2 separate regions of the Homo sapiens genome follow, and region 1 is linked to region 2. A link is a loop called in an ENCODE intact Hi-C map of the cell type or tissue named here. Cell type or tissue: endothelial cell of umbilical vein. All regions are shown on one strand. Each heading gives the region's core, and the rest is flanking DNA. Links, peaks and the distances in the headings are about the cores only.

What was found. Peaks named below come from ENCODE experiments on the same cell type or tissue, not always from the same donor. Only the 100,000 strongest peaks of a DNase experiment are listed, where the experiment ranks them.
Region 1: it touches region 2 in a loop (4-fold over the local background); 1 of 110 quality-filtered maps calls a loop at or near these places.

Annotation. Positions count from the first base shown.
Region 1 is chr10:102,774,608-102,777,515 of GRCh38, reverse strand. The region is part of intron 1 of WBP1L (WW domain binding protein 1 like); the gene reads right to left. Among named protein-coding and RNA genes, the nearest start is that of WBP1L, 32 kb to the right of the region's middle. RefSeq lists enhancers at 313-844, 845-1,376, 1,909-2,440. In endothelial cell of umbilical vein, for the core only: no CTCF peak of the experiment used is centred there; DNase peaks (open chromatin) are centred at 335 and 1,405; H3K4me3 peaks cover 1,402 bases; H3K27ac peaks cover 2,500 bases.
Region 2 is chr10:102,853,198-102,856,052 of GRCh38, reverse strand. It overlaps BORCS7 (BLOC-1 related complex subunit 7), which reads right to left and starts at 1,794. Exons shown (of 5, transcript NM_001136200.2): 1 at 1,626-1,794. The coding sequence starts at 1,766. BORCS7-ASMT (BORCS7-ASMT readthrough (NMD candidate)) reads right to left here and starts at 1,843. Exons shown (of 15, transcript NR_037644.1): 1 at 1,626-1,843. RefSeq lists enhancers at 1-451, 1,459-1,648, 1,248-1,760, 1,719-1,778, 1,761-2,274. In endothelial cell of umbilical vein, for the core only: no CTCF peak of the experiment used is centred there; DNase peaks (open chromatin) are centred at 1,542 and 1,772; H3K4me3 peaks cover 959 bases; H3K27ac peaks cover 837 bases.

The DNA of each region.
Region 1 (2,908 bases), core at 150-2,649, 79 kb after region 2:
CTCTCTGCCCATCAGCTGTGTCAACGCAACACTCTGAAGATAACAAGAGCTGTAATGGAATGTTTGGGGCTTTTCAGAGGAGCTTCCTTTGAACAGAACTGTAGGCAACTCAAGGGAGAGTTGTCCACCTAGCACTTTTCTCAGAGTGAGGGCAACCAGTGGTCCCTAGCAGCTCCCCTCTAGGGCTTCTGCTGTGAGCTCATCTGTGGCTTTTCCTCACCCAGGAACAGGCAGCAGAGGGTGTGTGCTCCCTCCCCACCCCTTATGGCCAGCAGCTGCTGGTTACAGTTACACATTCCGATACAGACATGCCTCTCAGACGAAGAGGGGGTGGGGGTGTCTGACTCTCAGAAGCCCTGGAACAAATAGTTGGCAACAGCTGTGTTCTCAGCAGACAGCAGTTGGTGGCTTGCTACTGTTCTCTCATTCCACACTGCTTTACCGGCTGGAATGAATGCAGTGCTCCCACTTCAAAGGGCGGCTCACCGAGCAATCAAGTCTCTGCCACAGGGGTCTTTTTGAAAAACTGGTCAGTAAGGCCAAAATGGGGTCAATTCCACACCCCTTCCCCTGAGGCGTCGGGAACGTCCCTCAGCTGCACAGCCCCAGGCACATGCTTGAAAGGAAGAAAGCCTTTCCTTTAAAAGAAGAACGGAGCCCTCACCCCACCCCCAACACAGAGTCCCTTCAGAACCAGAGGACTGTGAGGAAATCTCCACTAACTAGCCAAATCAAAATGGAGAAGGAATAAAAGGGGTTTGGAGCAAGAATCGCACTCTGCCTCTCCCCTTCCCCAGCCCCATTCTTCAGCTGTTTCTCCGTGAAGTTTCCAAAGCAGTTTTACAGTGTCTGATGGAAAATCAGAACTGGTCAGCCCTAGAGAAACCTCGGGGACGTAGAGGGTTAAGAACACGGTGGCTCTGAAAGTAAGGAGCAACTAGCAAACAAGAAGGGAGACTGGAAAGTTCTGTGTGGGAGCTGGCCTGGTCTAACTGAGAGGCATTTGCTAAAATATTCCCTCCACCCAAAGCAGTAGTACAATAAACAAGCTCCCACCCCTTCTTCCCTTCCAAACCCGATCCGTGCAGAAACAATTACCTGTCTAAGACCCAAAAGGAAAGGCATCCTGCAAGAGCATCGTCCACACTAACGTTGGAACAAAGGGCTCTTAAAAGTTAAGGTCTTGGAATGAGCATTGCCCCTGGTGGGCCTGTGTGTGCGGTGGTCCTGGTTCACCGGCCTTCTTTAGCAAAGCAGACAAAGTAAACAGAGTCCTGGGACCGAGCAGGCACACTGTCTCCTGCTCTCCTCGCTACTCCCCCTGCCTGGCTCTGGCCCACCCCCACCTTCTCGTGACATATCTCAGACGCAGCAAAGCCGAAGCTGTCTGCCAAGGGGGAAATGACATCAGTTCAGGCGCAGCAGAAAAAACTTCAGACAGCTGCACTGGAATACTGAGGAGGATGTGCTGCAGACCCGCGATGCCCAGCCCTGGACCCACCTAGAGCCAGAGCCCACTGTGGGAGGATGGTGGGGGCTGCAGATGGGAGCAGGCTGCTGCAACCCCTTGGCTCTAAGCAGGCTGGGGGGTACATAAATCAAGTCTCTAAAGCTGAAAACAGGAACACTGCTCTGAATAAGGACTGACTTTGTAGCTCCTAGAGTATTGTTTCTCCTCCCTGGGAAAGAAAATCAAGTCCAGTGTCTGTCAGTTTCACAGAAACTTTTCCACCCCCACCCCTGCCAGAGTCGGTGCTCAGTAAATAATAGGACATGAAGCCTGGCTGTCCCAACTTTCTCTAGGGAATGAGGCAATTCGCAGCGGGGGCTTGGAGAGGCACCTTTTCCCCAGCTAAGGTACGACACGCTACCTTGGACACTGACCTTTCGAGCCCTCGCTTCCACCGGAGAGTTTATATTTCATAAACAAACTGCGCAAGTACAGGTGCCAACATCTTTCCTCACTTGTCTTATAAAAGGTACAACAAGTCCCACCGCAGCCTCCAAGTTGCCAGAAAGGCAGATCATCTATATTTAAACCAACTCTTGGTTCAGAAAAGTTCACCGCCTTAGGTTTGTCGTGCTTTCTTCACTAAGTTCAGCTCAGGGAGACAAGAGTTCTCTAACGCAAGCTTTGCACAAGCAAGGGCCCTGGGGATGGTGTCCTGCTCTGACTTTCCCTAGTCGGTGGTGTAAGCCAAATCCCTTCTGGCTACCCTCCCTGAAACAGGAGGTCACAGCAGCTCTCCCTCGGCCTGAATCCTCTACCAAAGACAACACTTGCACAGCACAAAAGGTCCATGTTTGGGTTCGGATTTCCAGAAATGACTCAAGGAGAACAATCTTCAGAGGAGCTTTATAAATCGAAAGTTACTTTTTTTTTTTTTTTTTTTTTTTTGAGATAGGGTCTCACTCTGTTACCCAGGCTGGAGTACAGTGGTGTGATGATCTTGGCTCACTGCAACCTCTGCCTTCCGAGCTCAAGCGATCCTCCCACCTCAGCCTCCCAAGGAGCTGGTACCACAGGCACGTGCTACCATGCGCAGCTAATTTTTGTTTTTTTGTGTAGAGATGGGGTTTCGCCATGTTGCCCAGGCTGGTCTTGAACTCCTGGGCTCAAGTGATCTGCCCACCTTAGCCTCCTAAAGTGCTGGGATTACAAAAAGTTACTTTTCAATAACTTCCTCAGCTACAAATTAATTACACTGTCCAGGACTCAAAGCAAGTATATTTCATCTTTCCTTTCATTTTCTGCAACAATTTTCTTTCATGATACTTATCCAAGGCCTCCATGGTAGTGGCACTGTGCTGGGCATGATCCATGTAAGTCAGAAATGATTCTTGCAAATTAGTACCTATAACCCCCAACCTAGGACAATAAATTAGGAGCACATGACACGTACAGCAC
Region 2 (2,855 bases), core at 1-2,500:
GGTGGCTCATGCCTGTAATCCCAGCACTTTAGGGGGCCAAAGCGGGAAGGATCACTTGAGGTCAGGAGTTTGAGACCAGCCTGGCCAACATGGTGAAACCCCATCTCTACTAAAAACACAAAAATTAGCTGGGTGTGGTGGCAGGCGCCTATAATCCCAGCTACTCAGGAGGCTGAGGCAGGAGAATCGCTTGAACCCAGGAGGCAGAGGTTGCAGTGAGCCCGAGATCGGGCCACTGCACTTTAGCCTGGGTGACAGAGCTAGTGGGACTCCTCCTCTGTCTCAAAACAAACAAACAAACAAAGATTAACCCTTTCATCACTCTCTATTCCCAGATTAATTTTGCTTCACAGGATTTACCACCACCTGATTTTTTTCTGTTTCACTTGTTTATCGTCTGTCTCTTCACTAAAATGTAAACTTCCCAAGTAGAGGGATTTAGTTTTGTTTATTCCGTGTACCTAGAGCAGTTCCTGGCACATAGCAGACACCCAATAAGTATTTGTTAAATGAATACTGTGGAATGAGTTTTTTACACATGAAATTCTCAGCTAATCAAACAAAATAGCTATGTGGAGACTGCTCAAGAAGCAATGCTGCCAGGAGCGGTGGCTCACGCCTGTAATCCCAGCACTTTGGAAGGCTGATGCAGGCAGATCATGAGGTCAAGAGTTCGAGACCAGCCTGGCCAACATGGTGAAACCTCATCTCTACTAAGAATACAAAAATAGCCAGGTGTGGTGGTGCGTGCCTGTAATCCCAGCTACTCAGGAGGCTGAGGCGGGAGAATCACTTGAACCCAGGAGGCGGAAGTTGCAGTGAGCCAAGATCACACCACTACACTCCAGCCTGGCGACAGAGCTAGACTCCGTCTCAAAAAAAAAAAAAAAAAAGGAAAAGTACTTCCTTCAATTAGTCATTCTAAAGACTTCATGAATTAAACTCCATAAAAGACAACAGTGTCTAGCATATATAAAATGCTAAATAAATGTACGTTTATTATGATGAATATGTTGAATATTTACAGGTGGTTAACTATAAACACCTCTAGTTGAAAATATATATAATATATATTACATATATTATATATAATATATATGTATATTATATATGTAATATATACATACACATTATATATAATATATACGTATATATATTATATAATACGTAATATATAATACTTATATATATAATTCGCCTCCCAGGTTCAAGCAATTCTCCTGCCTCAGCCTCCCAAGTAACTGGGATTACAGGCATGTGCCACCACGCTCGGCTATATATTTTTTTAATTATTATTTTTTAGTAGAGACGGGGGTTTCTCCATGATTGTCAGGCTAGTTTCGAACTCCCGACCTCAGGTGATCCGCCCGCCTCGGCCTCCCAAAGAGCTGTTTTAAAGCACAGGTTCCCATGGCATCGCTTCTTCCCCCAACCCTCACACACTGTCCCTAACCAAAGAGACTGCACACCCCAGAATGCAACACGCGCCTCCGCGAAGAAGACCTACTCATAGCAAGTACTTCACAGCCTACAATTCCCAAGATGCAACGCGACCTCCTTCCCACAGCAACGAAAGACTGCGACTCCCCGGACTATCAGGCCGGGAGAGTCCACTTCCAGCTCACCTCGGAGCTCCGGGAGCCTTTCAGCACCTGCTTGGTGAGCGCGATTACGTCAGTACCACAGGTGGTCACCTTCTCCGTGAGAAGCCCCTTCACGGACTGACCGAACCGCGCTTGAGACTCTGGCGTTCCAGTCGCCATCATTTCAGTTAGCGAACGGTTGCGCACTGACGATGGTGAGTCGCCGGGGCCAAAAGACAAGCAAAGCGGAAGGAAAAGAGGCGTCTCTTCCTCCATGGGAAAAGGAAGGGACGCATGCGCCTGATGGAGGTTGACCTTTGCTCACTAAACTCATGAACTATTCATTGATATCCTGAGGAAAACAGGGTCCAGGCAAACATCTCTGGAGGGGATGGAGGACAGTTTCATTGACTCTATGGTTCAGAATCGGAAAGCCTGCGGCAGGGCATGGCGGCGCACGCCTGAAATCCCAGCCCTTTGGGAGACCCAGGCAGGAGGATCACCTGAGCCTGAGAGTTCCAGACCACCCTGGGCAACATAGCGAAACTCCATCTCTTTAAAAATAAAATAAAATTAAAATTAATACAAATAATTAAAAAGAATCAGAAGGCCCGGATTACAGTCCCAATGCTACCATTTAGCAGTGTGTGGCTGCAAATTACTCAGCTTCTGTCTTATATTCCTCATCTGTTAAACAGAAGTAATAATGTTTCCAAGGGGTTATGAGAATATCATTCCATTCATATATATATACACATATATATATATACACATATATATACACATATATACACATATATACATATATATACATATATATACACATATATATATACATATATATTTTTTTTTCCCCAGAGTCTTGTTCTGTTGCCTAGGCCTTTTTTTGATTAATTGAGACAAGGGGCCAGGCGTGGTGGCTCACGCCTGTAATCCCAACACTTTGAAAGGCCAAGGTGGATCACTTGAGGTCAGGAGTTCAAGGCCAACCTATCCATATGGTGACACACCTGTAGTCCCAGCACTTTGGGAGGCCGAGGCAGAAGGGTCACTCAAGGCCAGGAGTTCAGTATCAGCAGCCTGGGCAACATAGCGATAACTTGTCTCATTTTATTTAATTTTATTTTATTTTATTTTTTTTTTGAGATGGAGTCTCGCTTTGTTGCCCAGGCTGGAGTGCAGTGGCTCGATCTCAGCTCACTGCAACATCCGCCTCCTGAGTTCAAGTGATTCTCCTGCCTCAGCCTCCCAAGTAGCTGGGATTACAGGTGC